Linked DNA regions of Homo sapiens: region 1 is linked to region 2. Evidence: read pairs that join two places in POLR2A ChIA-PET (ENCODE). Cell type or tissue: OCI-LY7. All regions are shown on one strand. Each heading gives the region's core, and the rest is flanking DNA. Links, peaks and the distances in the headings are about the cores only. Region 1 overlaps ABLIM1 (actin binding LIM protein 1). Region 2 overlaps ABLIM1 (actin binding LIM protein 1).

Region 1 (15,722 bases), core at 4,100-12,099, 54 kb after region 2:
GTTGGTTTTGTGAGCTTCACACTGGATTCAGTCAACCTTGGAAACTCTTTGAAACAATAATTAATGCCAGTTAATCACAGGGAAAGGCTGCCATTCAGCTAAAACTCTCAGGGCTTACAAAAGCACATTTTTCTTCCTCTGTTTCCTTTCAGTTAGACTATCAGATATGCAAACACTCTTCTCATTAGCCTCTTATTTTGCTGAATTCAGTAAGAAATTTCCTAGAAGACTTGCAGTTCTGGCTGGTGCTTTTCTGGGACCTGCGATTAACTAATAGTAGATGCCATTCCTTGGGACTCCGTTTTTTTTTGTTGTTGCTTTTTATCCTCAAAGAGCAGGGCTGTTGATTACGACAAGAACAAGGCTTTTGCCCCTTTCCTCACCTCCAGGAGGAAAAACCTGAGAGGGAAGAGCAAGCACTCCGATTTTTAGATGGGAGGGCATGGGCTGAGTTGAACTGTGGTCCCCCAAAGATATGTCCAACCTGCTTTGCAGATGTAATTAAGGTAAGGGTGTTGAGAGAAGGCCATCCTGGATTCAGGTGGGCCCTGAATCCAATGACAAGTCTTTACAAAATACAGGACAGGACGGGACCAGACAAGACAAGGAAACTGACCAAGAGGGCAAGCTGGACCCACATGAAGATGAAGGCAGAGACTGGAGCGATGCAGCTCCAAGCCACGCAGCACCAAGGATGCTGCAGCACTGGAAGCCAGGGGACAGGATGAAGCAGACCCTCCAGCAGAGCCCCCAGAAGAACCCCCACTCCACACCGACAACACTTTGATTTCAAACTTCAGGCCTCCAGAAATGTGACAGAATACATTTCTGTCATGTTTGAGCTGCCAAGTTTGTGGTGATCTATGATATCCTTAGGAACGAATTCAAGGCATCAACGACAGCGCATACTTTAAAGGGCGGGGAGGGGGGCCACAGTACAATGTGGGTCTGTACTTTTTTGCGATAAACTGTGTTCACAGCAGGACAAAAAACTTGGGATTTTTAGGATTTCACAGAAATTGCCTCATAATCAACCACAATGTTGAAGCTAAAGTTTGTCTGAAACCTTCCTCATCATGCAAATCTTTTATTAGCTCGTCACCTGTATGTGGTGCTGTGCTGGCAGAAAGTTAGGCTGAAACAAAACCCCCTTTGGAAACATAGTAACGCTGCACGGGCTGACATGGATCCCCGTGGATGTGCCCACCAGACACATGGGACCATGTGAGACGAACAAGACATCATCTGTGTCTGCTGGTAGTTATTTACACACATACTTTTTTTTTTTGGTATTTGTCATGTTTTCTTAGTGTATGGTAAAGGATTTTACCACTATGTGGTCATTAAAAAGAATGTCATCATCCTATAAGCATCAACACTGAGTTACTGCCAAGTGAAGGAAATTGTAGAACAACATGCATAAAACGGTCCTATTTGTATAAAAGAATACATGCCCTCCCACAGGTATCTATGTGCAAGAAACAGGAGCAAAGCAAGATACAGAACTCTACATCCTATATGAAAAAATTTACATGATCCAACCCCGTATTTGTAAGTATCTGCATGCCAGTGACACTATAGACCCAACTCTCAACAATAGCTACCTCTGGGAGTGGGTTTTTTTAAAGTAATGTGAGCTTATTGTAAATAAATAACTGAATAAGTACACTTCTTTGTACTTCTCTGAACCACATGCAATGGGCCAGATAGTACATATTTTCAGCTTTGTGGACTACGCTGTCTCTGTCTCAGCTACTCAAGGCTGGTATGGGCTAAAGCAGACCTAGAGACTATGTAAATGAACAGACGTGGTCCTGTGCCAATAAAGCTTAGGGAGTAAGTGGAGAATGTTTACTTTTTACCTGATACCAAGATTGGCAGCCCATAGGTGAAACCTGGCCCACTACCTGTTTTTTGTAAATAAAGCTTTATTGGAACAGAACCATGTCTGTTCATTTACATAGTCTCTAGGTCTGCTTTAGCCCATACGTAGCTGAGACAGAGACAGCATAGTCCACAAGGCTGAAAATATGTACTATCTGGCCCATTACATGTGATTCAGAGAAGTACAAACAAGTGTACTTACTCAGTTATTCATTTATTTATTTACGATGAGCTCACACTACTTAAAAAAAAAAACTTTTAGAAGTTGTCTGCTCAGACAGTGGCAGGGGATGCCTGGACAATCATCAACAATCTTCCTAGAAGCAGGTGGGAACTTGGGAGTTTTTAGGATGAGACAAGAAAAGCTCCATAGGCATGGGAAAGGGAAGTTGTTTAAAAACAAAGTGAAATAAAGGTTTGAGCAAAAATCTTTTGAATATCTACTCAATCCCCACACACCCTGCCTCCCTGTAATGGCTTTAATATTCCAAAAGACTTTGAAAGATAGCTTTGGTTTGTACAGCAAGCAGAGAAGTAGTTCAAGAGGCAGCCTGGGGGAGGTGCAGAGGGGATAGAGAAGCACTGAGCTGCTCTGAGGTCTACTTTTGCCTTACTAACCAATGGGCTGTGTGTTCCTAGGAAAATCACTCAGGTTTTCTGGGTCTCAGTGTCCTCAACTCTCAGAGGTTTAGACTAGATTAAATCTGTGGAACTTTCCTGCTAATGATATTTCTGGGAGTCCTAAGCAGGTATCACCTTGAACACAGAAAAGGAGGTAGAGAAGAGATCTTCCTGGTTGGTGCAAGGCCAGGTCCGGGAACCAGCCGGCCAGGTTGCAGCCTTTTTTCCCCGCCCAGCACATGTTGGGTGTGAGCGAGTGCAGATTAGGCAAGGCCCCAATTATCCCTCGGCTGGGAGAGGCAAGTGTGAACAATGAATCAGTCAGAAACTCCTTTCCAATATCCTCATCACACAGACAGTTAAATTGCAAACCACAAGACATATTTATTAATGAGTACATCCAAGGCCATCAGGCCATTTAAGAAGTTGTATTAAAAGGGCAAAAATCCCTCCAATCTTGCTCAGGGATGGTTAAAGGGTTCAGGGGTCCCTGCTCTTTGTGATGGATAGAGGAGCCAAATGACACATCAGGGTTCGCCCACAGATCCCTCATACATGCCATGGTTGAGCACTTCTCACTGGTCCTACCCCCAGTGCTGAGGGCCTTTTGAGTTTTTGACATCCATAAATAACCTGTGGGTACTACCTCCCTGCTTAGCTCACCACCAACCCAGGAAAAAAGGAACCAGCTGGGTTACCCCCAAACCTGGGTGAAACTGGATTATGTGCCAAGGAAAGCTTTGACGGACCAGTCTGGCAAGGCTGCAGCCTCTGCCCTGTTGGAGCTGTCATCTGGAGTTGTCCTGTGCTGGAAAATTCAAGCTGTAAGACAACAAGGGACTCCATCCCTAGAGGCCAGCACAGGCTTCAGGCTCATGCCTGAAGACTCCCACTGCAGAGGGTACACCCTCAGCTGCTGAAGCCTCTGGGCAGGGCCATAGTAAACAGTCTCCACCTCAACTCTCTATAGACAGAAGTCTTAATCATTTTAGAATTGGCTCCATGGAGTCACAGCTCCAAGCCAGCTTACAGCATTACATTTATATGTCGACAAGGGCTTCTGATCTTGGCCTTCTGTTCTGCAGTGGAACATCCTGGGGCCAATCAACCTCACAAACACCGGTGTCAAGGCAGGTGATGAACAGCACTTGGTTATATTAAAAATGTAGAAGAACTCTGTCAGGTTTAAAATTCTTAGGCATTTTCCTAGTCTTTTCTGCTTGAAATTGCTACCTACAGTTGTCATGGTGGTTTCCTTGGTGTAAGTTTCATATTCTAGGGGAAATCAGTGCCATCGTGGGAGCTAAAAAAAGGAGAACTCATTCCCAGGGCTGCCAATTGTAACCCTGGATTAAAGTGCCATGTGACTCAGCAGCTGCTTAACTTTTGACTAATAGATTTGTTTACATAAGAAGAATGAGAGGGTTTAAGCAATCAATGACGTCCTATCGGTTAAAAAAAGAAAAAAAAGAAAGAAAGAAAAATGACGTAGGCTGGGTGTGGTGCTTCATGCCTGTAATCCCAGCACTTCAGGAGGCCAAGGCAGGAGGACCACTTGAGGCCAGGAGTTAAGAGAGCAGCCTGGGCAACATAGTGAGACCCTGTCTCTAAAAAATAATAATAAAAAAAAATTAGCTGGGCATGATGGCATGCACCTGTAGTCCCGGGACTCAGGAGACTGAGGCAGGGAATCTCTGGAGCCCAGGAGTTTGAGGCTGCAGTAAGTTATGACTGTGCCACTGTGCTCCAGTCTGGACAACAGAGTGAGACCCTGTTTCTAAAAAAACAATAAAAATAAGTGACTTAAGATACAGCAGCTAGTTATCCTTAGAGATGTCACTGGATTATGAACTGATAGGCTCATGTTTATGTTTATAAATAGTATAAATAATATGTATAAGCTCAAATAATAGGGATGAGAAGGGAGGAGGTGAGGTCTTAGGTTTCATTCATTTGGCAAAAGCCTGTGATGAACCTGTGGGTCAGGCACTGGACACCTGATGAGGAGGAAAGAAAGGCTGTATAATCTGCGCTACCAAGAAGAAATCTGTATTCAATTCCTGGCCCTGCAGTAATCATCTGTACGCCTTTCGGCAACTGCTCTGGGCCTCAGTTTACTTACTTGCAAAACAAAGATGAGAGTCATACTCAAGCCATAGAGTTGATGAAAGGACTTTGATGAAGTATGCTTATAAAGTGCTAAGGCAATAAGAACAAACAATAATTACAACCATAACCACCTTTATTACACATTCCTGTCCTCAAGAGCTTAGTATGCAGAGCTTAGCAAACAGGTGACTGTAACTGGATAAGATGGTTAGTGTAATGTACAAAGTGAGGTGGGTGTGGGGAGAAAATTCTCCAAGGCTACTGTCTTGGGGAGTCAAAGAGGAATCACAGGAGAGAAGCTCTTAGACTTAAAAGAGAGTAGAAATTTACTCGGTAGTCAACCCCCCTCCTTTCCCCGCTCCTTCTTTCCTTCCTTCCCTCTCCTTTTCCCTCCCATTCATCCATCCTTCTATCCATCCACTCATCCTCTTATTGGGCACCAACCTTCTATCAGATGATGTTTTAGTTTCGGGGATATGATAGTACCTGTCATAAGCATACATTCTTGCAATGAGTGACAGATACTAGACATGGATACAAGCAGATAAGAATTCCAGATAGTCGGGGAACAGTGCCATGAAGAACCTAAAACAGAACCAGGGGAGAGAAGATGGCCTAGGGGTTGGGCAGGTGGAAGCAACTTTAGCTAGGTGATTAGAGGATACCTCTCCAAGTCAAAAGAGGCAGGTTGAATAATGAGAAGGAAGCCAAGATCTGGAGGAAGAATGTGCCAGGCTCAGGGAGCAGTGAAAGCCCAGAGATGGACAGTGTCTGTGCTTGAGGGGCAGAAAGAAGGCTAGCAGGGCTGGAATGAAAGAGGAGGGAAGATGTAGGTAATCAGAAACTTAATCTCAGAGGGCTGCATAAGCCAGGAGAAGATATTTCAACAGATTTTCAAAATTCCAAGGTTTAAAGGCAAAACAAAAACCCAGTCGAACACATGTTTTCCTCATGCTTTAGAACTCTTTTCAAACCACAAAGGAAACCTGGCAATCCACCCCACCCCCCACTTATTCCCTAAACTTCGTTATATAAGGGCCAACATCTTCTTTCATCTGTTGCCAGACCAGATACATTTGGCATCCTAAACAAGTTGCCAAAACAAAGCAGAAAGCTCAGCTTAAACTCTGTTAGAGGATGTTCTAAACTTCACAAAACACAATTCTCTATGTTTTCAAGTATGTTTATTTGGACAAGGTATACGGATATGAGCACAGACATAAGGAACCAGCTGCACAGAACCAAGACAATCTAGTAAAAAATTACTATTCAGCAGTAAGGAAAGATAAAAGCAGTCTTAAGTGTAAACAAGTATTTTTGCTTCATCTAGTGTTTATGAGCAACAAATGGCCTCAGTGTGAACCAGCAATGCTGAGAAGGACACAAACACGTATTTGCTAAAAACATTCCAGGCTTGGCGAATAATAAAGCAGCAGGGTTTGTTTCCTCTTTGATGAAGGTCCCCTCCCGTCAAAGGCTGCACCTTAAGCCTCTGCAGCTTAAGGTACAAGAAAGGCTCACGCTTGCTCATTCCCAGGGCTCTGCTTAGAAGCATGTAGCTAGGCCAGGTGCGGTGGCTCACGCCTGTAATCCCAGCACTTTGGGAGGCTGAAGCGGGTGGATCACTTGAGGTCAGGAGTTGAAGACCAGCCTAGCCAACATGGTGAAACCCCATCTCTACTAAAAACACAAAAAATTAGCCGGGCATGGTGGCACACACCTGTAATCCCAGTTACTCGGAGGGTGAGGCAGGAGAATCGCTTGAACCCAGGAGGTGGAGGTTGCAGTGAGCCAAGATTGCACCACTGCACTCCAGCCTGGGTGACAGAGCAAGACTCCATCTCAAAAAACAAAACAAAACAAAAAAATCCATGGAGCTGGGGTTGGTTTGTGAACCAAAGCAAGAGATTGAGAGGATCTTTGGCTTCTCTGTCTCTCACTACGGCATCTTTACATTCTGCACAGTCTGGAAACTTCCAATTTCAAGACATCTGCCCCATCTGCACCCCCCTTGCCCTGATAACCTGGTTCAGAGAACCAGGTAGGTTCTCTGGGCAGCACCACCTGACTCCCCACAGGACACATAGATCAACAAGGGCCGTTTTTTCACCTCTGATCATAAGCTCTTTCAACTGGCGAGTTTTCTTAAAGAGGTGGTAAATACCTTGCCTTTGGGTCAGACCCTATGGTTAGTGTGCTCTTTATCTTATTGAAACCATGAAGAAGCATTAACCTGTGGGGTTTATAATAAGAGCAGAAATTTAATTTCTGGGCCTTATGAAGGCCCAAATTCTACAACCCACAGACCCACTCTTCCTGCATCCTTCAAAGAGTTTTCTGGTAGCCCCTCAGACATTAAAACCTGCTTAGATGGTGACTGGATTTGTCCTCTTTAAAAAATTACAGAAATATGGACACAGGCTGCAGACATGTGGCTTGCTGACCAAGCTCCTGGGTGGTCTTTCCATAGAAATCATTGACATTCATTTGTCTGTTCATCAATGACTGAGCAAATAGTATGAGCAGGCACTGTGCTATATCCTGGGGGCAAATAGACCTAAAATGCTCACATTTGCTGCACTCAGGGATCTTTGGTCTACTGAATGGGGGGAGAGGGTGAATTTTAATTACGAAGAACTGTTACTTAGAGAGCACATGGTGTGTGTCACATTGGTACCTCCAGGTGGAGAGAAATGCAAGATTTGCTTTGCAATCAAAAGCAGAAACCACAGCTCTCTGATAACATTATGGGCCAGTCCAGGTCTGTCACCAAGAATAGACTTCAATAAGTCAAGGTGTTTCCCTATCTGTTCAGCCAATGCTAAGCACCACTAAGCACTATGCAGTGGTACATCTCATCTGGTTTGGGTGGTGGTGGTAGCTCCTGGAAGTCACGGTGCTCAGTGCAATGTACTATATTCTTGGAGAAACACCAAGAAAAAGCAGCACTCGCAGCTTCATGCATTTTGTAATCTGTAAACCTTTGAGAGCAAACAAGCAGTAGCATTAATGCTAAAGGTGTAAGAAAAATTTTAAACGGAAAAAATCCCAGCCATTGACTTCATCGTTATCTGTAAATTGGAAAAAAGCTGTGATTCTTCAATTGCACTCACAAAACAAGGCCCAATTCCTAAAAAAATCAAAACAGTTTGAGACCCACTGGTACAGATGGCGAAAAGAAAAAAGAAATGAAAGCATTCACTTGCAGATTCTAGAAGAAAAAAAAACTAACAGGCATGGCCAGATTTACTAAAAACCCACATTACAAACAAACAAACAACAACAACAACAAAAAACTCTATATTTACAGAAGGGAAAAGTATGGGTAACTATTTGCTTTATAAAATGGATCACTGTATAAGCTTCTTTTTAAAAAAAGACAAAATAGTATATCCCCAGAATGCACTTTAGAATTCAATTGAAAGAAGTTTGACTACTATACCAATCATAGCACTGTATAAAATAAGTCCCACAAGGGCACAGAAGGAAAAGGGGGCAGAAGAATGTATATCCGCAGCAAGTCCTTGAATCTGATACCCCATTCCCAAGATGTGATTTCAGACAAAACCCAAACAAAATAAAAACCAAATGGTCAGGCAAAAACACCTGTCCTGCCACTGTTCCTTGGACCCCGCCAGGCCTCCCTGGGACTCCAGCCTCCTCTCATAGACCCTTCCCCCTCGTTGGCAGCAGTAGGCCCCAAGACAGGTTTCCCTCTAGCAGTGATTCCCAACCAGGGGCATTTTGCCCACAGGGAATATTTAACAGTGTCTGAAGATATCTCTGGTTCTCACAGCTGGGGAGGGAGTGCTACTGTCGCCTGGTGTGTAGAGATCAAGGATGCTACTAGACATCCCATAGACAGTCCCCTGCAACAAACTATAATCCCATCCAAAATGTCAATAATGCTGAGGTTGAGAAACCCTGTTCTACAGGAGCCAAAATCATGACCATCCCTCCAGAAAGTCAGGTTACAAGAACTGAGTAGTTCACTTTCTGTCCTTTTAGGTGAGCTATTGTTTAGTTGAAGAGAAAAATCTGCAGGCTTCTGTTGTCAGGATATAATATTCCCTGAGCTTACTGGATAAGCCACTGATGCGAGGATTAGACTCACTGACACATGAAAATGCTTAGGCAACCGCCTCGAAAACATTGGTCAAAACATTCTAAGTGTTATAAGGGATGCTTGGCAAGGCCTCACGCTTAGTCTTAAAAAGCCTTCTCAAAAGTAATTTATACCAATGAGCCGTGGCAAATTCACCTATTCTATAAGTACGCAGTGACTCAACAAGCCTTTTGATCCATTTATAGAATGGCAACAATTATATTTTAATGAGTTATTTTCACTTACTTGTCAGAACCTGTTTTGGTAATCTAAATAACTTCACATCCTCTTAACATTCCTTATGAGGCTGTCTGAGAGAAAAACAGGCTCAGTTTTCTTTTAAGTCTCCAATCTCAGCTAAGTGACAAATGAAGCTGCTATAGCGACCACACTCCTGCTGGCTTATGGCCAAACTCACGTTTTCTTTTTTTCTTTTCCAACATCATAAATCTATTTTTTTCACAGATGAAATAACTTTCTGGTCCCATTTCTTCTTTCATGCTAGTATAGCACATTTTAAAACACTTTCCCCCCAAAAAAAGTCTTTACAGTATGATTCGATTAATAACTGGGTTTTTAGGAAAACTATTTTCAATATAAAGGCCAGAATCTCTAGATTTCTTTTACTGCATATCAAAGGTGGAAAGAGAGGCAATTGTCAAGCTCTTTCAACCTAGAGCCGCAATAAAACATGAATAACATCTAAACATTTTGTTTCCTTATTTTCATTTATTGGGTATTTCTTAAAGAAAAAAAAATCTCATAATTTACAGTAATAGCTAAATCTACTCATTCCCACGTGCCACTTCCACCACCAAATCCCCCAAACAGGACTCAAATGTAAATTTCACAGAGCTCTACAAACCACAGACAAAACAAAACAACCCCAAAGTCTGAAAACCACAGTCTCCTTTCAATCTTGCGGGTAGCAGCCTAAAAAAACATAAGCCTTGTTTAAAAGGTCAACGCACTACACTTCTCAGTGAAATAAATAACCAGCCTTTCCTGCCCTTCAGTCTAGTTCTGTATCGATGAACAAAAGCTCCTGTCGTTTCTTTTGTATCATCAGGAAAACAAAAAGTTTACATAAATGTATGTCAGGGCAATAAAAGTGACTTCTGTCGCCAGCATCCAGCCACCACATTTGGAGGATCCGAGCGGCCTCCGACCTCACGAAGGAAGCCAGAAATCTCACATCTGCCACGCAAAGCAAAGGACATAGGTCACCTTGTGCAATGTCCGCTTTACCTCAGGCCAGGGTTCCTTTTCTTCTAATTCTGTTCCTTGGCTGTGCTGAGCAGAGAACTCCTCCAGGCTTCAAGTTCAGAACACGGCCAAGAGGCTTTGTAGATGCCAGACCTCAGCCCGACAGACTGAGGCTCCCACCTGCCTGGGTTACATATCAGGCTTCTCTCCGAAGCTCGGCTAAGGCAACGTGCATCCCTCTAGAGACGCACTCCGGAAACCAGCCCCGTGTGCGGCGGGCAGGCACGCTCTCTCACGCCTCCTCTCCTCGCTTTACTTACTAGTTCAACACACCAGCAACCACAATGGGCCAGTCCATGTTCCCAAAAAAGGAGGGGGAGTAGATTTACTTTCTTTCTTTTTTTAAATGCAGGTAGGAAAGTACCATTTCTTTGCATTCACTCACTATTGTCTGCATGTGAAACCGACAGTGATTGTCCCTGAGGCATAAGCTTGTACTGAAACGAGATTCTTAGGCTTTTTGAGTTTCTTTCTCGGATTTGAGATGATGGAAAGGTGCCTAGCTGAGCACAGCCATCACACAGCCTGCAGCCTCCTCGCAAGTCCCTGCTTTTGAGGTACATGTAAGGAACCCCTTATGCAAAAGTATAACAAAACTGAGTTCAACTTTTTATTCCCTTTTGTTACTTCAGAATTTCCATATTATTCTGCAGTACTGTCTGAGACAAATATGATTGGAAAACCTCTTATCAAGCTTTCTTGATTCATATTTTTGGTACATTTTGTATTGTGTGTTTTTAATTGTAGCAGAAAATTACTGGCTAGCTACTGGCTATGTTGCAGGCATTTTATACACACAGCCTCATTTTCAACGAAACCATCCCTGCAGAAATCTCAGGTGAGCCAGTGACTGAGGGGAAGCTGCAGGCTCTCTATGCATGTGAACAGAGAGGAGGAACTGGAAGTTTCTCCAGTGATGGCACAGCCCTTTTAATGTACTCTTTCTTAGGATGATGGAAAGATTTCTGTAACAACTCTTGTCTTTTTTTTTTTTTTTTTTGAGATGGGATCTCTGTCACCCATGCTAGAGTGCAGTGGCACGATCATAGCGCAATCAGCTCACTGCAACCTCCAACTCCTGGGTCCAAGCGATTGTCCCACCTCAGCCTCCTGAGTAGCTGGGATTACAGGTGTGAGCCACCATGCCTGGCTAATTTTTAAAGTTTTTTTTTTTTTTTGAGACGGAGTCTCGCTCTGTTGCCCACGCTAGAGTGCAGTGGCGTGATCTTGGCTCACTGTAACCTCCGCCTCCCAGTTTCAAGCAATTCTCCTGCCTCAGCCTCCTGAGTAGCTGGGACTACAGGTATGCACCACCACACCCAGCTAATTTTTGTATTTTTAGTAGAGATGGGGTTTCACCACATTGGCCAGGATGGTCTCGATCTCTTGACCTTGTGATCCGCCCGCCTCAGCCTCCCAAAGTGCTGGGATTACAGGCGTGAGCCACTGCGCCCGGCAATTTTTAAATTTTTTGTGGAGACAGGATCTCACTATGTTGCCCAGGCTGGTCTTGAATTCCTCACCTCAAGTGATCCTCCTGCCTCAGCCTCCCAAAGTGCTGCAATTATAGGTGTGAGCCACCCTGCCCTGCCACGTTTGTCATTTTTAAGAAGACTAGGATGATTTACGAAATTTTTTAGGGAGATTATTTGCCCACAAAGATCAGGAAATGAAAAGACCCTTTTATATAGACATGTGGAATCTCTCTAAGCTGGTTTGGAAGAAGTCCCAAGCAGTGCTGAGAAAATGTAAGGTTTTAGCAACAAAGCCGTGCTTCTAAAATGAAGAGGAGACTATTGGCTTATACATCATAATAATGACAGGGGTCTCACTAAATTTCTAGTGCATTTTTCTTCTGAGGAGTCAGAAACCTCCATCAATGTGTCCTCACCACACCCTTATAGGGCCAGATCCTCAAAGTGGCATCTGTGGACTTCCCTGTACCAGAATCACCCAGGGCAGGGCTGCATGTTCACATGCAGATTCCCAGGCCTCCTGAATCAGAATGTCTGGGGTGAGGCCTGAGAATCCATACTTCATTATTTTTTAAAAGCATGAATAACTTCATTTTTATTGTGGTAAGAACACAACATGAGATGTACTGTCTTCAATTTTTAAGTGCACAATACAGTATTGTTAATGATAGGCACCATGTTGTGCTGGGAATCCACACTTCAAACAAGATATGCAGGTGATTGTTAGGCATAGTGGTTTTAGAACCTCAGCCTTAGATGGTAAGACCATTTGGGGTTAAGGATGGTACCTTTTACCTCTGTAACCCCTGCACCTCACCTCATGTTTAAGATATTAGCATGCAATGTCTGTCAGAGGAGTGAAGGTGTCCCCCTTTACAAAGGTAAAATGGGACACTTACCCAGGCTTCTAGTCACATGGCAAGAAGTAACTTGAGCGTCAGAATTAGGCTCACTACCCACGAGTCTTCATCCTCTTTTTTTTTTTTTTTTTGAGACAGAGTCTCATTCTGTCGCAAGGCTGGAGTGCAGTGGTGCGATACTGGCTCACTGCAACCTCTGCCTCCCGGGTTCAAGCGATTCTCCTGCCTCAGCCTCCCAAGTAGCTGGGACTACAGGCACATGCCACCATGCCCAGCTAATTTCTGTATTTTTAGTAGAGATGGGGTTTCACCGTGGTGGCCAGGATGGTCTCGATCTCTTGAACTCATGATCGCCTGCCTCAACCTCCCAAAGTGCCGGGATTACAGGTGTGAGCCACTGCGCCCGGCCTCTTCATCCTCTTTCTACTCTCCTATATTTGGATGATCAGTTTCTCTTTTTGGATTTTATTTATTTAAGCATCTCTATGTCTTCTGGGATGGGGTCAAAGAGGATGGGTCATCTTCAGATTTACTGAGCAAATTTCCAAATTCGTGAGTTTCCAGATGAAAAGAGTGAAGAACGCCGTGTGGAGTCAAGAGGTTCAAGTCACCTCCCTAGTTGGGCAGCCCTTGGTGAGCAACCTGAGCCACCTTTCCCATTGGCATGCCTCCTGTGCACATGCATGCACACGATTTGGGGAAAGAACGTGAAGAGGAAATAACCCGAAGGTGGGCTGGGCGTGGTGGCTCACACCTGTATTTCCAGCACTTTGGGAGGCTGAGGCGGGTGGATCACCTGAGGTCAGGAGTTCAAGACCAGCCTTGCCAATATGGTGAAACCCTGTCTCTACTAAAAATACAAAAATTAGCCAGGCATGGTTGCATGCACCTGTAATCCCAGCTACTTGGGAGGCTGAGGCAGGAGAATCCCTTGAACCCGGGAGGCAGAGGTTGCAGTGATCTGAGATCGTGCCATTGCACTCCATTGTGGATGCCAAGAGTGAAACCCCATCTCAAAAAATAATATTTTTAAAAATAATCAAAGGGTGGGCAGAGGGATGTGTTTGAAGTGATGGAAATGTTCTAAAGTAGGATTGTGATGATGGTTGCACAACTCTGTAAATTTACTAAAGGTCATTGAATCATATACTTAACATGGGTGAATTTTCTGGTATGTAATAAAGCCTCAACAAAGCTGCTACTAATCACAGGTGTTGTTGGCTAAAATCTGTTCCAAAGGGACTCAGTGCTAAGGCTCAGGTTCAAGGAGCTGATATAAAAGCCACACTTTGGCAGTCCAGAGAAGTTAAGAGACCTCTTCACCGTCATACTAAATACTGATGAAGGCCCAGTCTGGGTAAATGTGCTGGGTAGTATACAGAGCAGTTAAACAGACAGCACAAATCCTCCAGGAGTTTATACTTAAACAGATTATATCCAGCTAGATGCAATAAAAGAAACATTAACAGAAAAAAATCACTTGGGCCTTTATTTCATATGTGAGTGAAATAAATATTTATTTATTTATTTATTTATTTTGAGACACAGTCTCACTCTGTCATCTAGGCTGGAGTGCAGTAGGGTGATCTCGGCTTACTGCAACCTTCACCTCCTGGGTTCAAGCAATTCTCGTGCCTCAGCCTCCCAAGTAGCTGGGATTACAGGCATCCGCCACCATAGCCGGCTAACTTTTGTATTTTTAGTAGAGACGGGGTTTTGCCTTATTGGCCAGGCTGCTCTCAAACTTCTGAACTTAGGTGATATGCCCACCTCAGCCTCCCAAAGTGCTGGGATTATAGGCGTGAGCCACCACACCCAGCCAGAAATAGGTATTTAGTAAAGGGATGAGAAGTTTAGGCCTAAAGAGTATGTGAAGTCTTTAACATTTTTGGTTAAAGGACATGGCAAAAATTCACCACGGGAAAAATAATCATTTATCCACACACCTTTATTGAGCAGTTTTCAGATGCCTGGTAAAAAAGTAATTAAAAATACACCATGAAACAATGGTAGATTGAATTTATGGGCATAAATGTGTGTGAATGTCTAAAGTTAAGCGATTTAAGAAATTTTCAAACCCAAGCATCAACATGACTGTTAACTTGTGTATCTGAAATAATCCCATATAACTACATCAGAGAGTAAACAGAGATGGGTGAGCCTGACTCCTTCATTCAAACAGGAAGCTGTAAGTTCATTCCAAATATTGGGCTTTTACAAAATCTGTGTTTTATAAATGAAGAAAATGGAAAAAATATTTCTTGAGGCCCGGTATGTGAGGCACTGTCTCAGATGACTCTTACTATCTGTTTGAAGCCTGTACAAGGTAAGTATCATTGCCCACATCGTAATAATAAGAGGATGGGACATCTTCAGATTTACTGAGCAAATATCCAAATTTGTGAGTTTTCAGATGAGAAGGGTCAAGACCTATCCCAGCTTCAGGTGCCGGGACTCAACATGTAAGCAACTTGCTGAGAATTACTCAGCTTCTTTTTTGTTTTGTTTTGTTTTGTGTTGTTTGAGACAGAGTCTTGCTCTGTTGCCCAGGCTGGAGTGCAGTGATGCGATCTCAGCTCACTGCAACCTCCAACTCCCTGGTTCAAGTGATTCTCTTGCCTCAGCCTCCCGAGTAGCTGGGATTACAGGCACATGCCACCACACCCAGCTAATTTTTGTATTTTTAGTAGAGACGGGGTTTCACCATGTTGGCCAGGATGGTCTCGATCTCCTGACCTCGTGATCTGCCTGCCTCGGCCTCCCAAAGTGCTGGGATTACAGGCGTGAGCCACCGCCCTCCACCAGATTATTTAGCTTTAAGTGTGGCTTCTGGGATCAAGTCCTGGTGTGTCTATGCAGTGGTGCCATCTCAGCTCACTGCAACCTCCACCTCCTGGGTTCCAGCAATTCTCGTGTCTCAGCCTCCTGAGTAGCTAGGATTACAGGTGCATACCATCATGCCCAGCTAATTTTTGTATTTTTAGTAGATACGGGGTTTCATGATGTTGGCCAGGCTCGTCTCGAACTCCTGGCCTCAAGTGATCTGCTCACTTTGGCCTCACAAAGTGCTGGGATCACAAGCATGAGCCACGGCACCTGGCCTGTATCAGTTCTTTCTGCTAACCACTCTTCTCTCCCTTCCACCTTACCTATCCAGGCCACATCAAGCTCCAAAATTCCAAACTCTATCCCTGTTTCCAAGGTGCCTGCAGCTTTGTGTTTTGCTATGGAGCCATTAACATAGTTCATGAAGAGTTTTCATTTGCAAGGCCACTCCAAACTTTCCCTTTTTGGGAGGAATTTCTGTACCAGTTCATTTCCGCTGGGCTGGATGGGCACCAGCCCTAACTCCCTCCACTTGACTAGCTGGCAAACTACAAGCAAGTCCATCTGCTGGAATTG
Region 2 (15,722 bases), core at 1,917-9,916:
TAAGTTTTATTAGAGGCCAGAATCTTCCTTGTGAATCCATTTCTCAGGGAATCTTGGATCTGTACTGGGATCTCCATTCTTCTCCCACTACACACAGGAGACACCCACTAGTAGCTACAGAGACTAAATTCTCTGCAGATGAAGGTCCACTAAAATCTGCTACTTTGTGGCATTCTCTACTGTAGTGATGCCTAATAATTGTATGTTTTCCAAGTCTGATTGAAAATCTTAGGGTTGGAAATGATTTTGTTTTCCAAGTCTGAGGGAAAATCTTAGGGTTGGAAATGATTTTATGTTTCCTAAGAATGACTGAAAATCTTAGGGTTGGAACGATCTTAAAAGTGATCAAGAACAGCCCTGAGTCCTCTTTCTAGAAAGTGCTTAACCAAGCATGCTTACTAACACCTAGATAAGGGAAACATAATCCAGCTGTTAAAAATGGCTAATACTGAATTTTAGATGATGTTGGTATGCCTAAAAAGCACATCAAAATATTTTCTTTGGGAGATCTCCATTTTAAGTCTCAAAGTGAAGAGATTTTTGTTAATCGTAAAAAAATTTTTAAAAAAACCCCTTGCTTCCAGTAGCTCGCTGTCAAAATATAATTATTTAATAAATCAAAATGAACACAGGCTTAGGATGACTGATGTTTCAAGAAAAGATAGAGCATAAAATATAGTTGGATACCAGTTTTCATTTTGCTCTGGGAGAGGGATGGAAATGTTTAGTCGTTGATTTTTCAATGTGCTATCAATAGTAGGGGAAAAAATCACAGAAACATAGTTTGTTATATAGAGTGAATCCAGGAACAGTCACCCTTACCAGGTCTGTGGAAATGCTGGGGAGAGCGGGACGTGGTTGGAGTGTAGCTGTGGCGGCTGTACACAGGGGAGTTGATGGAGCCCTGGCTCGTGGACCGATGGATCATCCGATCCCGAACATCCTGGTACCCCTGGAAACAAAGTTCAACACATTCAGGCTATCACCATGCCTCAGTAGGAACCACGCTTCACAAACACTGCCAAGGAACCATCATGTCTACTTGTTTATATATATTTGATTAATATATGCACTTATTTTTATGTGCAAATTTTGCAGGTATTTTATATGCAAATAAGCATTCTGTGGCTAATATATTTTGTTCAAAGTCTGCAGTACTTGGGCTTATTACAAAATTTTAAGAGCCAGGTGTGGTGGCTCACACCTGTGATCTCAGCACTTTGGGGGGCCAAGGTGGGAGGATGGCTTGAAGCCAGGAGTTCGAGAACAGCCTGGGCAACACAACGAGACCTTGTCTTTACAAAAAACTGTAAAAAATTAGCCAGGGATGATGGCACATGCCTGCAGTCCCAGCTACTCAGGAGTTCGAGGCTGCAGTAAACTATGATTGTGCCAGTGCACTCCAGCCTGGACGACAGAGTGAGACACTGTTTCTTTAAAAAAAAAAAATTTTAAGGATGAAAACATATAAACCTTAATAGAGATAGGGCTATGGGACAAGAGATAATAATTCCAATGACCATGCTGACATTGTACTTTTCCGTTTCATAAGTATGTTCACATACCTACCAGATCTGCATAACAAGAAAAGGTAGGTCACATACTATCACCTCCCTCCCCCACTAATGTAGAAACATGGTTCCAAGCTGGTAAGAGCCCTGTGTGTAGGCATGTAGTTGGTATGGGCAGAGCCTGCTTCGGAACCAGACTCCTGACTCTAATCTCTTCCTTCGTTCTGACCACCAACCAAACTGTACTGTCTACGACATTGATCTGGTGGCATTTTAAATAAATTCTCCTGAATAACAAGTTGATGGTTGCCATAAAGCCGGTATTTTACTTCTCACTTTGGGAAACATATCCCAAGAAAATAATTTAAAATGCCCTTTAAAAGGAGGAATAATTTATTCAAATACTTTCATAGTACTACTATTCATAAAGGCAAAAATTTGCGTTACATGTTCAACAAATTGGGGCACAATTAAGAAATTATGACATACGGGCCAGGCACAGTGGCTCATGCCTGTAATTTCAGCACTCTGGGAGGCCAAGGTGGGTGGATCACCTGAGGTCAGGAGTTTGCGACCAGCCTGCCCAACATGGTGAAACCCTGTCTCTACTAAACATACATAAATTAGCTGAGCATGGTGGTGTGCACCTGTAATCCCAGCTACTTGGGAGGCTGAGACAGGAGAATCACTAGAACCCAGGAGGCAGAGGTTGCAGTGAGCCAAGATTGTGCCACTACACCCCAGCCTGGGCAACAGAGTGAGACTCTGTCTCAAAAAAAAAGGAAATTATGACATGCGAATTCAATGGAATATCATAGCACCACTAAAATGTCACCTATCTCCAAATCTAGAAAAGGATATATTAGGTAATAAGTACAAAAAACCACATGCACACACACAATATAAAACTGTCTAAAGAGTTGAAAGAGTACAAAGAATATTTTACATTTTAGGAATCTGTTGTCCTATGAAATTTCTACTAGCACAATAAAAGTAAAAAGTTTGAAAGAATGCATTAATAACGACTAAATGAACACCTCAGTAACCATAGCTTTGTGGAATTTGAGAGCAAATGGCAAGGGGAAACTTTGGCTTGATACTAGTTGTCTATAACAATAAATTAAATAAAACAACAACAAAACAAAAAGTCCCCAGATTATGTGCTTCAAGCTTGCACAGTTGGTCAATAGAAATTAATTCTTCATAAATTCAATGCAAATTATTAGAATATAGGTAGAAATTAATAATTCATAGCAGTCATAAACCATGAAAATATTATGGTATTTTTACTACTTTGAATTACAGAGATTCCCTAAAAGTAGTCCAGTTTCATAATATCCAGAAAGTTGCTTGGTTTTAGGATCAGATGATTGATTTCAGACTAAACAGAGTAACCTCCCATCAAGATGGCTCTGCTTATAGAATACGCCATGATGGCTGTTGGCCATTTCAGTATATTAGGGTTCAGAAAAATTAATTATAGATGCGGACAAAGAGCCCCACATTGGGACAAGTGACTTATGTTCCTGCAGACACTTTGCTTCCACTTACAGGCACAGACACAGATTAAAGTGAGGCCATTTTTACTCCCTGGTCTCCAATTTAAGAGAAATATATTGCTGTGTCTTAGAGTCTCCTCTTTCACGGAGGTAATCCCCAAAGCCACCATAACCCCACATGCAGTTTTTCTGTTCTTTTGTATGTTATGTTCTTTTTCAAAAATCCCAGTCTAGGGAAGGGCCAAGCAATTCTCAAATTCCACCCATTAAAATGATAAAAAGAAATGGTACTTACTTCTGCTGATGGAGTAGGAGACAAAGTCCTCGGAGACTAGAAAAATAAAAGAGAATTTAAAGTCACAATGTTTGTTAACTCTTTGCCGTTTTGTTTGTTTGTTTGTTTGTTTGAGATGGAGTCTCGCTCTGTCGCCCAGGCTGGAGTGCAGTGGCGCAATCTCGGTTTACTGCAATCTCCGCCTCCCAGGTTCAAGCGATTCTCCTGCCTCAGCCTCCCAAGTAGCTGGGACTACAGGCGCCGCCACCACCCCCAGCTACTTTTTTTGTATTTTTAGTAGAGATGGGGTTTCACTGCGTTAGTCAGGATGGTCTCTATCTTCTGACCTCATGATCCGCCCCCCTTAGCCTCCCAAAGTTTTGGGATTACAGGCGTGAGCCACCGCGCCTGGCCTCTTTGCCAGTTTTAATTAGAGTTGTTTATCAGAGTCAGCTGTAAATATTAGCCAACATGTACCTGCCAGCATCCCTCCACATCTCCCTGTCTTCTGATCAGGTACAAATGCATCTGCCATGGGGCTCAGACAGGTAGACTCTGACAAAGTTCCGGGGAGATTCTGGTGCACATCTCTGCCTAAGAACCATGAATAGGCCGGGTGCGGTGGCTCACGTCTGTAATCCCAGCACTTTGGGAGGCTGAGGCTGGCGGACCACAAGGTCAGGAGATCGAGACCATCCTGGCTAACATGGTGAAACCCCGTCTCTACTAAAAACTACAAAAAATTAGCCAGGCGCGGTGGCGGGCGCCTGTAGTCCCAGCTACTTGGGAGGCTGAGGCAGGAGAATGGCGTGAACCCGGAAGGCGAAGCTTGCAGTGAGCCGAGATCACGCCACTGCACTCCAGCCTGGGAGACAGAGCGAGACTCTGTCTCAAAAAAAAAAAAAAAAAAAAAAGAACCATGACTAGATATGATTGTGATACATACTTAGGTGATTAAGCTAGACAAGTTGGAACCATTTCCCTTATATATTCAAACTACGCTCATTTTACTATGATGAGTTACAGCATCTACTGAAACATAGGATCTTGTTCACATGGTTGTTGACTAAATTACAACCACAGCAATCACCATAAAATAGTTTGATAACTAAAATAGGACTTTGGTGACCAGGCATGGGGCATCCTGCCTTGGCTGCATCGCCAATCTCACTATCATTCACCTCGCCAATCTCACTATCATTCACCTCTGGCTTCCATCCTCCTAGGCACACAGGCTTCCTTGGGGCCATCAACAGGCCAAGCTTTCTGTCACCTCAGGGCCTTTGCACTTGCTGTCTCTTCTGCTGCCAGTGCTTTTCACCCAGACACCTGCAGGGCTCATTCCCTGTCAGCGCTGATGTCTCTGCTCAAACCCACTGTCACACAGCATCTCCGTGACCATTCTGTCCAGAGGAGCAACCCAGCCCCTGGTACGCTTTCTCTTTACTCTGCTTCATTTCTCCTCAGAGCCCTACCACTCTGTAAAATTATATTACATATCTGTTTCTTTACTGTCTGTCTCCCACGTGATGCCACAAGCTCCATGAGGGCAAGGACTGTTTGTTTACAACTACATATTCCCAGTGATGACAGCAGCTCCTGGGACACAGTAGTTGCTCAAGTATTTTCCAGATGAATAAAATGTTTACAATTAAAATGCAAAAAGCTTTCAAATAGAAATGAAATTCAAACAGAGCTATGGAGAACACAGCCAGGGGTGGACTTCTCAGTTTTAGAATTTGCCCTTTTCCCCACATTCTATAGTAAGTGGGCGGACTGTCTGTATTCTAAGCCTTCACAAGCTCCAGGGTCTCCTCTGCAGCTACAGCCTGTCTCTAGGGGGTCTCAGCTGGGTGAAGGCTGGTCTCAAGGTCAGGGCCCAGGTCTGCACCTGCACTGACAGCAAGGCCCTGGAGGCACCAATGGCTGCACAGAACTAATCTGACTCTTGCAGTGTTTCTTAAATGGCAATATGTATAAAGGCCAGGTGCGGTGGCTCACACCTGTAATCCCAGCACCTTGTGAGGCCAAGGCGGGTGGATCACTTGAGGTCAGGAGTTCACGACCAGCCTGGCCAACATGGAGAAACCCCAACTCTACTGAAAATACAAAAATTAGCCCAGCATGGTGGCACATGCCCGTAGTCTCAGCTACTTGGGAAGCTGAGGCAGCAGAACTGCTTGAACCTGGGAGGCAGAGGTTGCAGTGAGCCAAGATTGCACCACTACACTCCAGCTGGGTGACAGAGTGAGACTCCACCTCAAAAAAAAAAAAAAAAAAAAAAGGCAATATGTATATGAGGTCTATAAAAGAAGTGTGTTAAACTTTAATGGAATAAATAATAGAACAGCTTGTAAATTTCTCTCAGTTGCAAGATGCAAGTATTGGGAAAGAGTTCACTAATATATCTGATTTCTGATCCCAGGGGCACCCTCTATGCATAGAGAAAACCATGGGACATAATTCCAGGTTATGACAGTAAGTATGCTGATTACGAGAGTAGCCAGCATTTTTCTTAAGCACTTATTATGTGCCCAGTACTGTTCTAATGTAAATAGCTCACTTACTCTTTACAGAAAACTTCTAGCATAGGTATTCTTGTTCTCTATCTTGAGTTTGCAGATAAGGAGATTGAGGTATATAATTTCCCCAAAGTTATGTGGTTAGTCAGCATCGGTCTGGTTTTTCTTTTTTTCTTTTTTTGTGGTGGTGGTTTTTGTTTTGTTTGCTTTGTTTTGTTTTTGAGACAGGGTGTCACTCTATCACCCAGGCCGGAGTACAATGGCATGATCATGGCTCAATGCAGCCTCAACCTCCTGGGCTCAAGTGATCCTCCCATCTCAGCCTCCCAAGTTGCTGGGACTACAGGCGTGTGCCATCATTCCTGGCTAATTTTTGTATTTTTTTTCTGTAGAGATGGAATTTTGGTATGTTGTCCAGGCTGGTCTCAAACTCTTGGTCTCAAGCAATCCACCCACCTTGGCCTTGGCCTCCTAAAGTGCTGGTATTACGGACATGAGTCACCATGTCTGGCAGAGTCTGGTTTTAAATGCAGAGATTTTCACCTCAAAGCCCAAACTCTTGAGTGCTTAATGTTTTACTGCCTTGATGGAGCTGCTGGGAAACGCACACAGACACGTACACTGCACACCATGAACCCCAAATCCTTAACACCATTAAAAAAACTCACATCCCCTTGCTTGTATGGGTTAAACATTAGTAAATTCTCATCCACAGGGTCCAAGGCCAATCTCTATGCACTTTGTTCAGGAACTTCCCCTCGCCTCTTATGCCCTACGAAACTCTGTGGGGTTCAATGGCAACTGACAACCCGGGCCAATGCACCTGCGCTTGAGAGCGGCCGCAAGTGCAGCTACAGCTAAGTGACCACTAGGTGGCACTACATGAAAATGGATATCACTTCCTGCCACAGGGACCTTTTCCACGCAGAGCTATGCTCTGGAATAAAACCCAGATTAGAAAGTAAATAAATAAAAGGAACAATATATATAAAATAAAAAATAAACATAAATATAATTATCAAATAATATTATACATCTGGAATTGAGAACAATTAAACAGAATCACATTTTCATGCCTTTTCTTCTCCAAGACCTCAAAGCACTGTGAGATGCTAGATTGTTTATATTCTGTTTTAACCTTTGTTGAATAGCTGATTTGTCAGCTATTTGTTAACATCTTTGTGGACTAAAATCAGTCTACAGATGATTCTAATTCAAAAAATAAAAGAGAAAAAAATGAGAGTGAGCCGATTGGCCAGGGGAAACGGACTTGGGTAGGAAGCGACCACAGAGAACCTTCAACCCTGAGATGGGACCGGGGAGGGGAGGACCCCAAGGGGCTGAGAGGCTCTGGTCCCGCAGCAGATGGGTCTGCAGGCCGAGTATTAACGAGCCCCAAGAGGACAGGTAGCAACAATGGTAGAAATTGCCACATGCTCAGTATTTCCCCCAAGTCTGGCCTCTGATAATTGCTTTACATAGATTAGCTTGCTTAATCCTCACTAACACCCTATGAGGTAGATTCTATCATCACCCTATCTGTTTTACAGATGAAGAAACTAGGACCATTTTTCTTATTTTTTTAATATATATAGATGAGGTCTCAACTATGTTGTCCAGGGTGGTCTTCAACTCCTGGCCTGAAGCAATCCTCCGGCCCTCAGCCTCCCAAAATGTTGGGATTACAGGTATGAGCACTGTACCTGGTCCAGGAAACTAGCAGCAGAATGGCTGTCACATGGTCAAAGTCAAACAATCGGCATGTGGTGATCCCTGGGTTGAGACCAGGTAATTTGATTCCAGAATGCTGGCTCACACTCCTGTGCTAGACTGTTGCCCCATGCGCTCTACTTTATTTTTTCTTTCACATGCTAACTTTCTTAAGTTGCTGAAAACTGTAATTACCAAAATTTAGGGGGTGTGTTCTCTCTCCTCATGATGCCATGAATATACTTAAAGCTTATCACTAGACTAAGACCCCCAGGAGACCCTCACTCCCTTATTTGCTCTGCCCAGCTCACACAATCCCCACCCCCTCCCCACCTCCCGACAGCTTCCATCCCAGCATGCTAATGTTTAGCTGGTCTTCACTGTTGTTTGATGTGCCATTGTTCTGTTCTCCCACTTCTCATGATGGGCTTCTGAATACCTCAAAGCACCTGGTCTAGAAATCTGCAAATACTAGGCAGACAAAAGACCACCTGATTTACCTGAACTCCAAATGGTAGTTATTACAAATGTGACAAAAGGGAAGGTAAATTGTTGTACAACTCACAACCAGTAGGAATGTATTACCTCTCCAAGGCTCTGTCTCTCCTGTTTGTCATCATAGCCCGAAGTGTAGAAAGGCTCATAGGTAATAAGATCTGGACGTTCAATGTCATAAATTGCCTTGACCTTCGGAATGGCTGCTAAATCCTTGTAATCCAGGATCTCATTGTCTACTTTTGCCTGGCAAAGTTAACCAGAAAGAACAATTACCTTGTAGTCTGACTGCTTTAGGAAACTGTAGTTGGCGCATTTCCTGTTGTTTAAAAAGTGAAGGCCTTAAAATAAACAAAAACCAAAACATCTTGCCTAACACAGTTATACTCTTCAGAAGTTGCCCTTTATACCATATATTAATCATGTTTTTTTAAAAAAGTCACTGAACGCTTAGGAAAAAATCTGTGTAGAATTCATGAAATAGATAAATGTGCAAACCTTAAGGATAATTTCCTGAATTTATGATAGTAAAGGAAAAAGCTCAAACAGATGGTCCAATAATCCTCTCAGATGGCTAAAAACAAGAACTGCATAATTAATAAACTAAATATTTAAATATCTTTGTGGTAGAATTTAGGAACACTCAGTATCAGCTTCATAAAATATATATTTAATCCCCAAATATCTATATGCAATTTAGGTGCAAGAATTTTTTTTTTTGAGACGGAGTCTTAGGTGCAAGAATTTTTTAAGTCCCGCAACATATTACTACATTTTACAGGTCGTCTGATCACTCTGTTGATGGTCACATAAATGTAATTACCTAAAGGTAAAAGTGATTGAGGAGACTGTTCTACAAAAATGAAAATCAGGTCTCATAACAAAAATAGAAATCACTTTGAATCAGTTTTTGTTTTGGATTACCCATTCTGCTATTACAATCCACTAATTTACCTGTCCCAGAAATGTCACTTCCAGAAGTAGATACTTACATAGATAGTATGACCTGGTGAGCCAGGAATACTGGAGCCTGGCCTAGAATAAATACTTTCCGAGGATGTCCTGGTAGGCTGTAAAATAAACAGTGACTTGTAAGACTTCGGACCCTGGCTTCAGAATCTAGACTGTCCTGGGCCCTTAAGCTTTACTAAAAACTCAGCTAGTGAAAAAAAGAAACACTTATCACCTTTTTGAATAAGGTAAAATACAACCTAGAAGGAAAGGTAAATGCAAACTAGTTGTACGATCCAGTTTTGAAAAGGCATGGGGAGGCCTTTCTCTGGCCCTTCCTGCTCCTTGTCCCCTACGAGAATTTCTGGTTTACCTTTGAGCACACCTCAAAGCTTCCCATTTCTCTCCCTCTCTACTGCCGTAGTCCCAGCCCCAGTCACCACCTCCATTCATCCAGATTATTGCAATGGCCTCCCTGTGAGTTTTCTGCCTTCTCCCCTCCCTTCTTCAAATCAAATCCACCTGGCAGGCAATGGATAGAGAGACCTTTTTTTTTTTTTTGAGACGGAGTCTCACTCTGTCGCCCAGGCTGGAGTGCAGTGGTGCGATCTTGGCTCACTGCAAGCTCCGCCTCCCAGGTTCACACTTTTCTCCTGCCTCAGCCTCCCGAGTAGCTAGAACTACAGGCACCTGCCACCATGCCCGGCTAATTTTTTGTATTTTTAGTAGAGACAGGGTTTCACCGTGTTAGCCAGGATGGTCTTGATCTCCTGACCTCGTGATCTGCCCGCCTCCACCTCCCCAAGTGCTGGGATTACAGGCGTGAGCCACCGCACTCAGCCGAGAGACCTTTCAAGAACATAATTTGGATGGTCACTACTCTGCTTTTGTCTCCAGCATTGATATAGTTTGGCTGTGTCTCCACCCACGTTTCACCTTGAATTGTAATAATCCCCACGTGTCAAGGATAGGTCCAGGTGGAGATAATTGAATCATGGGGCAGTTTCCCCCATACTATTCTTGTGATAGTGAATAAGTCTCACGAGACTGATGATTTTATAAATGGGAGTTTCCCTGCACAAGCTCTCTTGCCTGCCACCACGTAAGACATGACTTTGTTTCTTATTTGCCTTCTGCCATGATTGTGAGGCCTCCCCAGCCATGTGGAACTGGAGTCCATTAAGCCACTTTCCTTTATAAATTACCCAGTCTTGGGTATATGTCTACTAGCGGCATGAGAACAGACCTAACAGAAGCATCCATTCAGAATAAAATCACAACAACCAGGGCCTCAGGATTCTATCCCTGCCTTCCCCTCCTACCTCGTCTCTCACCTGTCATCACTCACAGAACACAGCGCACAAAGCTGCCTCGGAGTTCTCATCCTCGCTTACTGCTCCCTCTGCCTGAAATGCCCTAGCTCCCAATTTTACTTGGATGATTCTCTTCCTTCAGTCTTGGCTTAAATATCACCTCCTCAGAGAGGACCTCCCTGATTCAATCCAGAGTTGGTTCCCCATGTTGTTTTCTCTCATAGTGTCATTCTTTTTTCCTTCATGAGTAAAATGTGTAATTATATATTTATTGTTTTCCTTGCATCGTGTCTGTCTCCCTCATTAACTTTAGTCATGCTCTCTGCCCTCATAGAGTTTATTTTTTAACCACTGTCTATACCCAATGCTTTCCACAGGTACACAGAAGGCACAAATCCTAGTTGAGGGAATGAGCTAGAATTTATTACTTGTAAACAAATACTTAGTTTGCAGACACTTGACTTATGTTAATTACACGATTTGAGCCTAACTATATAGAGAGTCACTGAGGTAAGGCTGGTGGGTCGGCCTTTGGGAAGGATGAAAGAAACTGGACTTCATAGTATATACCTGAAGAACGTGGAGAGTGAGAGGTGGTTATGTGAGCAGGAAGGAAACTTATGAACTAGGATCAGCTGCCTCCTGCTTCTGTTTAACATATTCTGGAAAGCTCTGCAGAGAAAACTCAAGGCCTCATTTTGGAACACTTCCTCCCCTCTGTTGCAGCCATTTCCTAAAGAGAGTAACTTATAGTTCTACAATAGGAATAAGACCTTGCCTTCTCAGTAGTTTCTATTGGTGTTTAATACCTTGAATGTGGGCACCACTGAGCCAAAGAAACTCCTTCAGACAAGGGTGTTGTCTCACTATGCTGTTCACAGTTGAAGCAATGAAGGCAAACATATCTGGCCAATTCAGGTCAGGCAGTGATTTGACTCATTGCTGGAAGACTGTGATCAGTCTTTTTCAGCCAATGCCCCTGGTATCTTTGAGATGCTAGGGTGGAAGTGGCTGGGAGAAATCACACCACACCCAGGTGGAGGTGCACCAGGTGCATCACTTCTGGGCCTCCTCCCCAGGACCTGCCGTGCACAAGCGCTTTCCTGCTAGAGTTATACCAATCACAGGCATATCTCAATATGAGAAAATTCTACCTCTGAGTATGTTGAAAAAGGAAAGACTCACATAACACTATTCAAGAAATGTGCAGGCTGGGCGCAGTGGCTCACACCTGTAATCCCAGCACTTTGGGAGGCCGAGGCGGGTGGATCACCTGAGGTCAGGAGTTTGAGACCAGCCTGGCCAACATGGTGAAACCCCATCTCTACTAAAAATACAATAAAATTAACTGGGTGTGGTGGCAGGCACCTGTAATCCCAGCTACTTGGGAGGCTGAGGTAGGAGAATCGCTTGAACTTGGGAGGCGGAGGGTGCAGTGAACCGAGATTGTGCCACTGCACTCCAGCCTGGGCAACAAGAGTGAAACTCTGCCTCAAAATAATAATAATAATAATAATAATAATAATAATAAAGTGCAATTTCTAGATCCATTTCCTAATCAAAATATAGAAGTGGCACAATCAAAATGTATTCCTCCTTTACAAGGAGATGCTACCCCCTGAAAAAGCTGAACCTGTATCCATCTCTGTGAGATAATTATTAACCACAGGTAGTCCTTCAGTTTCAAGTGGCCAGGATCTCACATTTTCCAAACTTAATGTCAAAATGAAACCTCTTAAGTAGCAACCCAAGAATATCGATGGCAACGAATGTCTACTGCCCACTTACTACGTGGAAGCCCTGTGCCAAGCACTTCCCAGGCTTAATCTCATGTAATCTTCTCGGTAACCCTAGGAGGTAGCTTCCATTATTATTCCTATTTTACAGATAAGGAAAAAGTATCAGTGCTCCAAGCCACACAGGTAGGAAAGGGATGAAGAGTCAGGATTTGAACTCAGACACTCTAGGTCCACAGCCCAAGCATTTAAGCCCTGCACTAAAATTTTGCTGTATTGCAGGGCAAATGTGATCATTTATTTCCTATCAACATAACTATGGGACAAATGGGGTGAAACTAAAAGAGAAATATTGAGATCAAGTAGCAGAAAAGAATGCTTGCTAACTGAAAATATTTTTGTTGCGCTAGCTCTGTAAGAACACTGCAATAGCTCACTGGGTTGGGGTGGGGAGAGGGTGTGCGGCAGGAGCATCAGATGTCTTCGGTTACTGGGGTTGCTATGACAAAGGCCTGTTTTCATTAACAAGCATCCAGGACATTGTGTGAACAGCCAAAGTGTACACTGGGGCTTTGGGGTCACTCGTATGTTACTCATCCTTATTTTTGCCAAGTGTGGGGCAAGGATACTTTCAGCCTTTGCTGTAATGATGCACCTGGGGATGGCTCTGAATGGTTTTATTTGCTCTTGTACTGCATGTACTGGTAGAAACAGAGCTGAAGAACAACGCACGCACATGTAGGGAAGGGTCTTTAACAGCACCTTCCAGGGATGAAGAGCTTCGTGGGCAGTAAAGGCAGTTCTCTTGGCAGAACTAGCCTATTTCACTTCAGTTTCTCTCTCCCTTCCTTCTCTGAGACAGAGTCTCACTCTGTCGCCCAGCCTGGAGTGCAGTGGCATGATCTTGGCTTCACTGCAACCTCTGCCTCCCAGGTTCAAGCGATTCTACTGCCTCAGCCTCCCAAGTAGCTGGGACTACGGGGACTTGCCACCCACCCAGCTAATTTTTGTATTTTTAGTAGAGATGGGGTTTCACCCCATTGGCCAGGATGGTCTTGAACTCCTGACCTCATGATTTGCCTGCCTCGGCCTCCCAAAGTGCTGGGATTACAGACGTGAGCCATAACGCCTGGCCTCTCCCTTCCTTCTTGACTGGATTAGGGGATCCTGTGAGTTATGCAGGCTTTCTTGGAAACATTTATCTTTTTTTATTTACACTATTAATACTGTTGAGCTAAAGATTTTAAAAGTTATTCAACAATTTGAATTTTTTCAAGACCCATTTGGTTTTTAAAAGTTTTCAGATCCAAATTACCTCCAATTTGAATACACTTACCCCCAAGTTCTCTGATTCAGAAATAAATATTTTAGGTTTTAATAGGCAGTTTTCAAAGTCAGGTGAACTGGTCATCAAATTTGCTGATGTTCTGGCTTGTCTTAGAGCCATCCCTCTGCTACTCGCATCTTCAAACTTTAGTGTTGAGAAATGCCCTGATGTATCTTGGAGATATGGTTTGGCTCTGTGCCCCCACCCAAATCTCATCTTGATTTGTAATATCCATGTGTCCAGGGAGAGAGGTGATTGGATTGTGGGGGTGGTTTTCCCCATGCTGTTCTCATGATAGTGAGAGAAGTCTCACGAGACCTGGTGGTTTTATAAATGGTAGTTTTTACTGCATTCACATGCTCTCTCTTTCCTGACACCATGTGAAGAAGGTCTTTGCTTCCCCTTTGCCTTCTGCCATGATTGTTAAGATTCCTGAGGCCTTCCCAGCCATGCAGAACTGTGGGTCAATTAAACCTCTTTTCTTTATAAATTACCCCGTCTTGGGCAGTTCTTTATAGCAGCGTGAAAATGGACTAATACACTTGGAGATTCGGAAACTGCTTTTTCTTTCACTGAATTTACCACTGTTTGTTTTTGCTTCATTCTGACCTCCTAAGTTTATGGTAAAATTTACTTCCATGGGCATCTTGTTTGCAGGTTGAGTTGCATTCTTGCTTGCTTATTTTCTTACAATGGCCCAATTCTGTTTACCTGTCTATATTGAAATAATGGGATAAAACACATCTATGTATTTTATGTAAGACAGTGTAATACAGTGGACTTAAAAGGCTGGCTTTGGTGCCAAATAACAGTTCAAACCTGGGCTCTACTAGTTGTTTGATGTTACATGAGTTTTTCTTTTTTCTTTTCCATTCTCTTTTTCTTTTAACTTCCTTGAGCTTCAACTTCTTCATGTACAGAACGCAGCAAGGTGTACCAGCATAACTATGTCACAGGGTTAAATGAGAGGATGCATATAAAGCTCCAAGCACCTTACTGGGCACATGGCAAGTAGTCAACATTTTCTAGACACTTGGGATTAGACTAGGTTTCTCAGGCAGTTAATCTCAAATAATGCCTCTGTTTTGCTCTTCATGAATATTCCTTTCATACGTGAGCTACACAGAACTGGGCTTCCCCAGCGTTCTCTACAGCTACCGCACTTGGACTCCTTCCCATCAGAACTCAGATATGTGAAGCAATTCATCACAGTATATGGGGCAGCAGTCCCGCCAGGAGCTGACAGATAGCCTTCCCCTCCTTGAGAACTCTGTGAAGTGATTCCAAATGCTCTTGGAGACAGTGACTGTGTCTCCACTTTGGTAATTAATGCCCTTCCCATGCCGATGACGATGACCTTGCACAGTCTGTCTTATCTGCCAGGACAGTTCCTGGTTTGTTGCCTACTGAACTGTGCTCAAGGCTTAAGTGACACACATGGATTGCCTGCTTTTTGCCACAGTCCCTAATGTCTCTCAGAGTGTATTTGCTCAACTGCGGGAGGTTAGAGGTCTCTCCCTTATGAAGGTCATAAAATTACTTTTTAAAAATTGAATGATTATTTTTGGACTTTTAATCCTAGATACTTAGAATTTTACATTTCAATTTGAAACATCTAGAATTCCAAACATGTTGAATTTCAAATTAACATCTTGTTTATTAAAAGAACCATTTTTATTCTTCCAGCTGTTATTTTTCTTTTCCTAATGAATCCATAATTTGCTGTTATGGCTAAGATATCTTCAAAAGGCTCAGAGCTGTTCTCCAACACATTAACATATATCCACTCAGACAGAAACCATCTCAATCTTGAAAGCACTTAACTTACTGACATGCTGTCCCACTTTCAAATCCCACTGACAGTTTCTTCTTTACCATTAACCCAACCCTATCATCACCTCTTTGGTCATCACAGAATTTTACAGGTGATCGTGACATGTAACTGATGATCCTTACCTGTAGTTATTTAATCTAAATTACCATTTCCACCCATTCAGATGTCCAGGGTAACAACAGTGACCCAATAATTATGAACTGAACTCAATAACCCAATGGGTCAGAAGCCTTGTTTCTGGAATTCTTTATGAGAGTTACAGTAAAAAAAAATTACTCTCTGGTCTATGTTATAAATGCATACAATTTCAAATATTTATCACCAAAGGTAAGCTCACTTCTACAGAATAAAGGAAACAGCAAGGACTTATGGCTAACATACTAAAAGCAGGTACAATTTATTTACTTTCATTTAAGCACCTTTTCCTTGCAGAAAAACCAACTCGAAAGTGCAGTTGGAGAAATTCAGTTCTTCCTTTTGATGCTATCTTTGGCATCTTCTGATGCCATCTTTGGCATGGAGGTGGGGTGAGGTGAGATGAAGAAAGCAG

The links. Peaks named below come from ENCODE experiments on the same cell type or tissue, not always from the same donor. Only the 100,000 strongest peaks of a DNase experiment are listed, where the experiment ranks them.
Region 1: POLR2A ChIA-PET joins it to region 2 with 6 read pairs; 15 of 35 experiments call an interaction of 5 or more read pairs at or near these places.

The regions. Positions count from the first base shown.
Region 1 is chr10:114,516,693-114,532,414 of GRCh38, forward strand. All of the region lies in intron 6 of ABLIM1 (actin binding LIM protein 1), which reads right to left. Among named protein-coding and RNA genes, the nearest start is that of AFAP1L2, 120 kb to the left of the region's middle. RefSeq lists enhancers at 2,216-2,735, 9,937-10,056, 10,227-10,456. In OCI-LY7, for the core only: CTCF peaks have their summits at 7,279 and 9,390; DNase peaks (open chromatin) are centred at 7,349, 9,099, 9,639, 10,219 and 1 weaker place; H3K4me3 peaks cover 5,706 bases; H3K27ac peaks cover 4,592 bases.
Region 2 is chr10:114,464,876-114,480,597 of GRCh38, forward strand. ABLIM1 (actin binding LIM protein 1) reads right to left here. Exons shown (of 23, transcript NM_002313.7): 9 at 9,004-9,081; 10 at 8,102-8,257; 11 at 3,306-3,341; 12 at 823-952. Among named protein-coding and RNA genes, the nearest start is that of AFAP1L2, 68 kb to the left of the region's middle. In OCI-LY7, for the core only: CTCF peaks have their summits at 6,667 (motif pointing right) and 6,870; a DNase peak (open chromatin) is centred at 6,656; H3K27ac peaks cover 1,446 bases.